Linked DNA regions of Mus musculus: region 1 is linked to region 2. A link is a loop called in an ENCODE intact Hi-C map of the cell type or tissue named here. Cell type or tissue: heart. All regions are shown on one strand. Each heading gives the region's core, and the rest is flanking DNA. Links, peaks and the distances in the headings are about the cores only.

Region 1 (5,381 bases), core at 270-5,269, 160 kb before region 2:
ACAATTTTCATTGACTCAACACTTTGTCATGAATACTTTTCATGTCTAGCAAGATGCATGGATTACAGCTGCTCGGGCTGATATCAATGGATGCTTCTGTATTTGTTCAACAAACTCATTACTACCAGATACTGAGGCTGTCTCCAACATGTCAGCCCCATTATAATCGCTCCAGTGAACATCTCTGTAGCTAAATCATGCACACATTTAAAAAGTGAATGTACATATTTGAAAAGAATTGGTTGGTGAGTAAGTTCACATGTAGAAAGACTTTTTGATGTGAAATTTCAAATTACTCTCAAGAAAGGAAAAGAAAATTCTTCCTCTCGGCGGCACAAGAACATCTTTCAGTGTTTGTGGTTCACCGAGTGCAGCATAGACTCTGGGGTTTCTTTTCAAAGGAGGTCCTGTTTTGTGCAAATTGTTAAGAGAGAAGGGCTTGGCTGGAGAGATGGTATGGCAGTTAAGAACACGTGCTGCTCTTCCAGAGGACTCTGGTTCAATTCTCATCCCCCATGTGGTGGCTCACAACCACCTGTAACTCCACTTCTTGGGACTCTGTTGCCCTCTTCTGAGTCCCATGAGTGCAAAAACATACATACAGGCATGATACCATACACATAAAACTTAAAATTGAAAGAGAGAGACAAAGAAACAGAGACAGAGAGACAGAGACAGAGAGAGACACAGAGAGAAAACACACAAGTTCAAACTCTAAACATTCGCACACTAAGTTGGAGGGATACAGAAAGGGACCAGCTAGTAAATATTTTAGCTTTTGTTGAATAGCCACCAAAGTCAAGAATATTGTGCACAGATGAATATGACCCTGTAAAACTGAGAACTCTTTGTAGGGGGCAGGACTTGGCACATTAGCTGTAGTCTGACAACTACCTGCCCTGAAGCCTTGTCCATCCATGGGCACTTCATGGGGTTATTTTTGAGAATCCAGTGGGGTGAGACCACAGCTGGCCACTCTCATGGTGGAACTTTAGAAAACAGTCCCCAGTAGAAGAATTTACTGGGTTGCTGTCACTTTGTGGGACTACTAAAGAATACTTCAATCAGAAACCACAGTGTGGAGGTTTTTCAGAAAGCTGAACTAGATCCTCCATAGGACCCAACTCGACCACTCTTGGGCATGTACCCTAAGGATGCTATATTCTTCATTCACAGTACACAGGAAATGGAAACAACTGAGATGTTTGTCAACTGATGAGTGGATAATGAAAAGGTGATAACATTTGCACAATGGGATATTCTTCACCTGTTAAGAAAAACAAAATTATGAACATTTCTGGTAAACTGATGGAGCTGAAAACCATCATTCTGCCGGAGATAACCCAGACCCAGAAAGACAGACATCTCTGGTTTTCACTTATTTGTGGGTGTTAACATTGCATCTTCTGATACCTGTGTTTCATTTGGAATACTCATAGAGGCCAGGGAATTAGCAAGAGGTCATGGTTGGAGTAGAATTTAAAGGAAGAAAGACAGAATACAGCAATATGAGAAATCCTGGAATCCTGTTGGATACAGTAACAGCTGACCTGGCAAGACACACCAATTGGCTCAGACACACCCACTGGTTCAGACACGCCCACTGGTTCCAGACACGCCCACTGGCTCAACAGTGGCATGAATGTTGTGGGAGTAATCAGCTGCTTTCTGATTAAACTTAGGATCTATTCCACAAGATGAAATCTATAACTGAAATGATTATCTGTGCTGAGAATATCTGGCTAGATAGGTCATGGGTCCCCCAGGAGAAGCTATTATGTTTATTCTTCTAATGGGACATAGTATTAGACCAACTTCTAATGAATCACATGACACCCTGTTTAATCTGTTTTTTGGTGTTTGTTTGTTTGTTTGTTTGTTTATTGCTGTGAAAAGGCATCAGGACTAAAGCAACTTATAAAAGAAAGTCTTTAATTGAGGGCTTGCTTAGAGTCTCAGTCCATGACCACTATGGAATGAAGCCGGCAGCAGGCAGGCAGGCATGGCACTGGCGCAGTATCTGAGAGCTTACATCTGATCTACAAGCAGGAGGCAGAGGAGAAAGATGGGTTGGGGGAGGGAGAAATTGGGTCTTGTGTTGTCTTTTGAAACCTAAAAGCTGACCCCGACTTGAAGTGGCAACTTAAGGGTTCTTCGGAAAGAAAGTTGTGTTGGATGGTGTTTTGTTGGGGCAAACACATGAAGGAGTGTTTTCCTGAACGGACACAGGTGAAAGGCTAAGGCAGACACGTGAAGGAGTGGTTCACTGAAGCAGACACAGGAGAGAGGATGTTCTGCTAAAGCAAACATGTGAAAGGACACGTGATGAAGGATTCTTTTTTTTTTTTTTTTTTTTTTTTTTTTTTCTTTTTGGTTTTTCAAGACAGGGTTTCTCTGTATAGCCCTGGCTGTCTTGGAACTCACTCTGTAGACCAGGCTGACCTCGAACTCAGAAATCCACCTGCCTCTGCCTTCCAAGTGCTGGGATTAAAGGTGTGCGCCATCACTGCCCAACGTCATGAAGGATTCTTTGCTAATGGCACACACGTATTGGTCTGCCGTCTGTGATGTAGTTGAGTTCCATCAGTCTTGACTCTGAGGACTTGGGCTGATTGGATGCACAGGCTGAGGCAAGGCATGTGTTGTGGACGCACGATGTTTGGAAGGTATAAATAGGTCTCCACAGAGTGACAGAGTGACGGAGACAGAACTTGGCTTTGCTGGGACAGCTAGTCCTGCAACGCTTGGGTCTTTCGACTTTGCTGATCTTTGCTTCCCTGAGAGAGGCACAGCTGAGAGTGTCCCCTAGTGTTCCTGCTGGTCCCTCCTGTGGACACTGAGGCCTGGCTGTCTCTGCTGGGTACTGCTACCACCGCTGAATTGTGTTTGCTGTCCCGACTCTATCGCATTAGACTGCTGGTGTTTGTGAGTGGACCGAGCTGCTGCTGCTGACCTGTGAACTGAACTGTCGAATTCCAGACAACACAGGCAGGAGTTGCTCCAGGGAACCTTTTTAAACAGGTCCACCCCTCCCCCACCCCCATAGCCTTTCTTTCTCACTACCTCTGGTGGGTGGTAGGCTAAAAGGGAGGCGAAAGCATTTAAGAACCATCATGAAAAATAAGGTTTGAAAAAATTAAAGTTACACCTAATTGGCACACCTTCTCCAACAAAATCACACCACACCTCCTAATCCTTCCTTAACATTCTGGCAAATGGGAACCAAACATTCAAACACATAAGCCTATGGAGGCCATTCTCATTCAAGCCACCGCCCGCCCACAGATTGGTGCACCCCTCAACCCTTACAGAGACGCTTCCTTTCACAGTAGATGGGGAGACCCACAACTGCTCAGGAAGAATCGAAGAAGCAACTGCAGAAGGCTCAGCCCCAAAGGAGGCATCCATGATACACCCACTCCTCCCCACCCCAACTCCTGCTTCCCAGGTGCTGGGATAACTGTGGAGAGGGGGCAGGCCAGACAGATCCTAAGAGCCAGAAGTGATGGCCATACTACAAGGTGTGTTCACAAGGGGTACTTACACGCTAGCTCACAGCACTTGTGACAGTATGCACTTGGATTATGCAAGCTCAAGCCACACAAAACCCCAGCATGGAGGGACATGGGCTTCAAGTCCCACTCTTAGCTAAGAAGCTATAGGCAGCTAATATATATATATATATATGGAGAGAGAGAGAGAGAGAGAGAGAGAAAGCACATGTCAACACTCCAGTGTAAGATCACGCATCCAAGAGTGTATAAGCTGCACAAACCAGGCCTGATGGATTTAAAAGAAGAGGACACCTAGTTGTGTGGGTAGGGAAGCAGGGTGGATCTGTGAGGACTTGGAGGAGGGGGATAAATATGACCCAAATGCATTGTATGGGGCTGGAGAGATGGTTCAGCAGTTAAGAGCACTGACTGCTCTTCTAGACGGTCCTGGGTTCAATTCCCAGCAACCACCTGCTGGCTCACAACCATCTGTAATAGGATCTGATGCCCACTTCTGGTGTGTCTGAACACAGCTGCAGTGTACTCATATAAATAAAATAAATAAATCTTTTAAAAAATGCACTGTGTGAAATTCTCAACAACCCAATTAAAAATAACACAACCATAGCTCAGAATAAGGTTGGCTCTTTATAGGAGTGTTGTGTAAACTTGTTCTCAGGGTTAAGGAGAATTCTGTCACTGGGAGCCTGTACACACCAGCTGCCGAGCTATGGATCATGCTCAGTTTATTTTATAGGATGAAGGATATTTTTTAATCTTTCCATTTAGGTATTCCATAATTATAAAGGATAATCAGTTATGAATACATTCACCCAAACAACTTGTATTAATATTTTGGTTGAGTTTCTTGTAGAAGCTGAGGTTGGAGGAGAAGGACGGGGAGAAAGAGGCAGTCTGAAACTGGGGGACACCATGTATAAGGGAGCAGGACTCTCTTTTCTCTTCAGTTCAGGCACCATGGCCAATGCTCTAGCACAAGGCTGTGCATTTCTCAAGTCACTTCCCAGTGAGTGGACATGTGAGCCGGCTCACATGCCCTGTGCTATAGATAACAATACGAGTGTCTGTTTGACTTTATCGATGTTTTCACGTCTTTTATTACTTCCTTCCTGAGACTCCAAGCGTGGGAGCTGCTGCTCCAAAGCTGAGTGAGTTTCCAGCCCTCCACAGTCAAGTCTGTGTGTTTTCCAGAAAGCCTGCATCCAGTTGCTGCAGTGTGCCAGCACGCTCGCAATCACACCCCTAGGAAAACCTCGGTACCCAAAAGTGTCTGCTCCCTTTGATAAGTAAAACGATAGTGTGGGTTGACATAATATGGATATAATTACCTGCGGTTTTCATCCTTATATATGTCCGCTTTCCACTTGATTTACTTTAGGAAGCATATAGTCATCTTCCTAGCTCACTCTGGTTTTCCTTGTAAGGATCCTTTAAATCCTGACAGTGTGGAATTATTTCACAGCCTACCTGTGGCCTCTGATGCAAACCCTTGTGACTTACCTGGTAAGGTGTGTCTTTCTGGCACGAAGAGGGTCTTATTTCTATCACCCCAAACCCAGCAAGCTTTTCTCTCTGACTCTTTCCCTCCCTTTCATGTTTGGGAAGTTCATCTGTGGGATCATCCGCTAACCCACAGCACCTTTGAAGTTTCCTTTTGGATGGTTTCCCGTTTTATGTTTAATTCTTTAAGTCATCTGGAATTAATTTTGGTCTAAGTTGAAGTCAAAGTTCTGATTTGATCCCCTCTGCCCTGCAAAGCCAACCATTTGATCTCGCTCCTCACTAATTCTCCCCAAACTCTTAATGTGTGTGACTTCCTCCCACTCCACTAGACTGGGCTGGAGGAAGGAAAGGCAAAATGGAGGG
Region 2 (5,381 bases), core at 90-5,089:
CGGTGCTAGCCTTGTGCTGAGCTAAGAACCAGGCAGGCTGGGGTGCTCAGTGATGCTCTCTTAAATGTAACTGAGGATGAGGGCACACGTTCCATTTATAGCCAAATGCCAATGGGTTTGCTGCTTGTTCAAACCACTGGGACTTGAAGAGGGATGAAAGCAATGTCAGAAACACTTCATCTTGCTCCTTTTATGTCCAGTCCTAACAAGGCTAGAGATCTAAACCCAGTCTCTGCATAGAGCCCTTTGCTTCACTCTGTGTGCCCTTTAAGACATGGTTCTGACCCCAGCAAATTCCCAAGCCCTCTCTAACTCTTCCCATCTGTGTGATGTTTATTTAACCTTTGACTGGCAGCTGCTTCCACCTCGGAGTTTTGCAGTTCTCTAGAAAGAGAGGTCTGGGCTCTGGATGGCTCTCTCCCTCTCTAGTTTCTCTTACAGTCAAAGCATGTAGATCTTCCTTTGTTGGGAGCAGTCCCAGAGAATAGGAGGTTACAGGCATCAAGAAACTAGGAAAATAACAGAAAGAAAACAGTGGGCAGTGAATTTCAGTCTTCTTTAAACTAAGAAAGCTACCTTTTCTGCCTTGCTTTGGAGTGACCCCAAAGGAAACCCAAGATCACTTGCATCACTGTCGTTAAGACTCCCTGACTGACCAAGACTCCGAGGTTCACTGCAGACTCCAACCCTACCCTTGAGACACTGGACCTCCCATCTCTCTCATCCCTGATGGGGTCTCACTCACAGAGGCCTTCCTGTGACCCGGGGGTGGCTGCCTCTGTCTCCTCCAGCTTCCTCGGAGCTTCTGGGAGGAGCATCATGTCTAGATTGATGGGACAGATGTTGAACAAGTCTGGCTTCTCTCCCACTTGGCCTGACAGAGTACTGGGTGTCCTCCCTCCTCTTACCATAGTCTCAGGGCAAGAATCAAGAGTCCTGGGAGCAGCAGGGAAGGAGAAGGAAGGTCGGAAAGAAATGCCCGAGGACTGTCGTCATTTACCCCGCTGGGAGATGTCGATTCAGAGAATCACTGAGGGTGCTACATGGCCGGTTCAGCTCCGCCCTCCTTTCCTGCTCTCTCTGTATCCACATCATCCTTCTCTCCCACCCTCCCTCCCCTCATGATCATTAATCTTTGATGAGTCACTAGCTCTTCCCCATAAGAAACTGACATGGGCCCCTCCCCCGCCTGCCACCCAAAGCCCCGAAAGCTGGAGTTCAGGAAGTTCCAATCAGAACCCTGACCTCTACCCCTCCACACCCACAAATGGGATGTCTATCTCTCATCAGACCAGTCACACTGGAGAACAAACTGAACACCCCTCTCTTTATGACTTGCCACCTAACACAACGAAGCCAAGGCAAGAGGCTGCTATCACTGGTGTCTCTCCAGGTTCTCCTTACTGAAGGACAGACTGCTTTCACTGCCCACCCCCCTCTAGGCAGATGCTAGAAGCCTTTTTTGAGCCCTTGATCAGTGCTAGCAGGTGACTCCTAATCCCAATCCTTTCTCCAGGCTGTCACCAACATGGTTCCAAACTTAGTGGAAGCGCTTCGTTCGGTACAGATTCATGGTGAGCATCACGGCAAACTTAGAATCACTCAAGATCTTTGAATGACCGTGAGGCAGCCGTCCCCAGTGAAGGAACGGCTCCCTGACCTTCTCTGCTCCAGCAGAATAGTCTTGTTTCTGCCCCATCAAACGCCAACTGTCTTAGTTAGGGTTTTACTGCTGTGAGCAGACACCATGACCAAGGCAAGTCTTATAAAGGACATTTAATTGGGGCTGGCTTACAGGTTCAGAGGTTCAGTCCATTATCATCAAGGCAGGAGCAGGGCAGCATCCGGGCTAATATGGTGCAGGAGGAGCTGAGAGTTCAACAGCTTCACCTGAAGGCAGCTAGTGGAAGAGTCACTTCCGGGCAGCTAGGACTTGGATACTAGACCCACGCCCACATTAACACACCAACTCCAACAAGGCCACACCTCCTAATAGTGCCACTCCCTAGCCCAAGCATACACAAACCATCATACCAGCTCACCCTGGCCTGACAGATGCCTTCCTTCTCTCAACAGGGCTCCTCTCACCCAGAGCACGGCCTTGCAGATCATTCCCTCTCATCCTTTGTATGGTTTCTGGAGCTCTAACCCAGGTCACCAGACTCGCACAGCCAAAAGTGCCTCTACCCCCAGAACCATCTCCCTGGACTTTGAGCTCATTTTTTTTTTAACCTTGTCAGGAAAGTAAAATATATTCTCTTTATCTTTTAGAAAAGCTCAAAAATTCTTGTCTCTGTTAATTTGGATTTCTAGCTCCTTTTAACTCAAAATACTTTCCTACATGGATGGGAAGAGATACCATTTGACTTTGAGGCCTTAAGAACTGTGAAAGTCCTACAAGCTTTCCTGCTGGCAAGCCGGTAGTGTCAGATCTCCCATGGCTTACCGGTATAGTTCATGGCTTCCTCTCTCTGGACTCAACAATGGCTATTTCTGTACTTGGTGAGGGTAACCTCTACTCAGGCTGATCTCTTCTGTGCTCAGCAGAACTAAAAAAGAGGGTTCCTCAGAACCTATCCCAATGTGTGCATACTGAGGCACTCACTCCCAGGGGCACCATAGAGATGGTGCCCCAGCATGTCCTAGCACTCAAATCAGACACTGATAGCTCATGAGGGGCATTGGAAGGAAGCAAAACATCAGCCCCCTTTATATGTGGTCTATGGTATTTCCTCCATGATTTTCTCATTGCACTGAGAAGGCACAGGTACTTGGAATAGAGGAAGTTCCAGCTATACAGCTGTCTCCTGGGGTTTAGTACAGGCTGCCTTCTTTCCCCTTCTTATCACCCCCTCCAGACCTCCCCCCGTGTAAGACGAGAATTCCCAGGATTCTTTACTGGAATATTTTCCCAGACTCCACTTCCAACAGCTGTTTTTATCTTGACAGCTAGCTGGCCTTTGTCTCTAGGGCTGGACAGCATCAGACCTGACACTCACTACAGTCTGAGGGCTGCCCTTAGCACAGACTCCTCCAGGGTCGTGGGGAGAGGGAAAAGAGCCAGCAGACCACCCATCACCACCATCATACAGCAAGCTCAATGGCACCCCCTCCAAGGGGACCTTTGCAAGCCACTTGCTCCCCTGACTTCCATTTGTGACCATCAGAAGACAGACAAGCTGTTTGATGAACCCCAAACCTTCCTAATAACATCTCCCCAGAAGTGCTCATTCAAGAACCTTGAATTCCCATGACTTACTGATTGGTTCAAACAAACAAATAAATAGAGAGTCTGTCTTTCATAGAATTGTTAACATCATTTTGAAAAGAAAATAACAAATCCTAATAGAAATAAGTTGCCTTATAACTGCTCTCTCTCTCTCTCTCTCTATTTCTCTCTCTCTCTCTCTCTCTCTCTCTCTCTCTCTCTCTCTCTCTCACACACACACACACACACACACACACACACCTTCAGTAATCAATCCAACAAACTGGCTTCATTTCTTCTAACTGTTGCAACGTGACAAGTAAGAAAACTTGGCAGGGAGTTTGGAGCCGTCGCTTAGGGTCCTGTCTGAAGGACAATTAGGAGCACGTGTCTCCTTTGCCTTTTATTGTGTGTCCATCCCACCAGCAAACCATAAACAAAACCAGAGTGAGCAATGGCGGGACGCCTCCAAACCCACGCAACCCGACCGTCCGTGTATACTCCAGCATGAGCATGCATCCTCACTCGTGGCAGGAATGGTTTGAGAGGAGCCAGAAGCCTGATGCTGGGAGTTCAGTTTGTAGAACTGTACGATACTATGAAATGCCACTGCGGCCCGCGGACAGCTAGGGTATATTGGGTGAGACGGAGAACTGTCCATAACGCAGTACAGAAAATGCAGCCAGCTGCCTTTTCTAATTGTCTGTAAATAAAGCGCATGGGCAACTGTGGAAGGATGCTCACCCAATACTCTTAGTGGTTGTGTCTGGCTTCTTGGGGTTCATATTATTCTATCTCCATTACATTTGCATGTTGCTTGCTTATCAGACAGGATCTCCTACATCCCAGGTACCCTCCAACTCTCTGCTTGGTGAAGGGTGACCTGGACTTCTGGTCCTCCTTTCTATGTTTCCTAATGTTAGAGTACAGGCACGCACCAGCATGCTGGGCTTATGCTGTGCTGGGCATTGAACCCAGGACTCGTGTAAAATGAGAACTCCTGGGGTAGAGTAGACCTGGATCCTCACTCTGGTTTGGGCACTGTGGTGGTCTGTATTTGCTTGGCCCATGGGAAGTGGCACCATTAGGAGGCATGACCTTGTTGAAATGGGTGTGGTCTTGTTGGAGGAAGTGTGTCACAATATAGGCGGGCTTTGAGGGTTCCTAGTTCAAGACCCTCCTCCTGGAAGCCTGTAGATGATAGCCTCCTTTTTGCATGCTTTTGGATCAAGATGTATCTCTCAGCTCCTCCAGCACCATGTCTGCCTAGATGCTGCCTGGATGCTGCCTGGATGCTGCCATGTTCCTGCCATAATGATAATGGGCTGAACCTCTGAATCTGTAAGCCAGCCCCAACTAAATGTTGTCTTTCATAAGAGTTGCCTTGTTCATGGTGTCTCTTCACAGCAATGAAAACCTGGACTAAGACAGGTACAGCTAAGGACATTTCTTGGGTAATTTATAAGAGTTGTAAGATCATTTTTACCAGGAAGCCCAAGGTTAGAGACAGCACATGTCTATACCTGAGATCAGTATAATTTACAGTGTGAAAACACACTGTAACAGCCATTCTTGGTTGCTACCTTGACTACATCCAGAATTAACTAAAACCCAAGTACACTTGTGAGGGACTTTTTTTTTTCTCAGTTAAATCGTGTAAGGTGGGAAGAACCACTTTTAATCCAGATCTCTTGAGGTGGGAAAATCCACCTCTAATCTGGGCCATGCCTTCTGTTGGCAGTCTACATAGAGACATGGAAGAAGTAACTTGCTCTCTGCCTGCTTGCCCTCGCTCTTGCTGGCAAGTCCATCCATTCGTTGGCATTAGAGCTACTTCTGTGGGATTCTGGTGCATACTGAAGACATCCAGCTAAGACATCCAGCTTTGTGCACTGAACAATTACTGGATCCTTGGATCTTCTGATGACAGACAGTCATTGTTAGGACTAGCTGGACTATCGCCCGTGAGCCATTATAATCATGTGTGTGTGACACACACATATACATACATACATACATACATACATACATATATTTGTTCTATATCAGTTCTGTTCCTCTAGAAAACCCTGACTCCTATACAGAGCCCTCCCAGGTTCTCTTACATCACTGGTCAAAGCTAAACATATTTCCCAGGTTGGCTGATGTCTACCTTCAGCAAATGTTTAGGAAA

Evidence for each region. Hi-C counts contacts between places; a loop is a spot of excess contacts. Peaks named below come from ENCODE experiments on the same cell type or tissue, not always from the same donor. Only the 100,000 strongest peaks of a DNase experiment are listed, where the experiment ranks them.
Region 1: it touches region 2 in a loop (2.3-fold over the local background); 1 of 42 quality-filtered maps calls a loop at or near these places.

The regions. Positions count from the first base shown.
Region 1 is chr16:90,539,802-90,545,182 of GRCm38, forward strand. No RefSeq gene overlaps it. Among named protein-coding and RNA genes, the nearest start is that of Gm36001, 8.1 kb to the right of the region's middle. In heart, for the core only: a CTCF peak has its summit at 2,832; a DNase peak (open chromatin) is centred at 2,710; H3K27me3 peaks cover 437 bases.
Region 2 is chr16:90,703,549-90,708,929 of GRCm38, forward strand. No RefSeq gene overlaps it. Among named protein-coding and RNA genes, the nearest start is that of Gm46569, 5.8 kb to the right of the region's middle. In heart, for the core only: no CTCF peak of the experiment used is centred there; DNase peaks (open chromatin) are centred at 983 and 2,933; H3K27ac peaks cover 4,573 bases.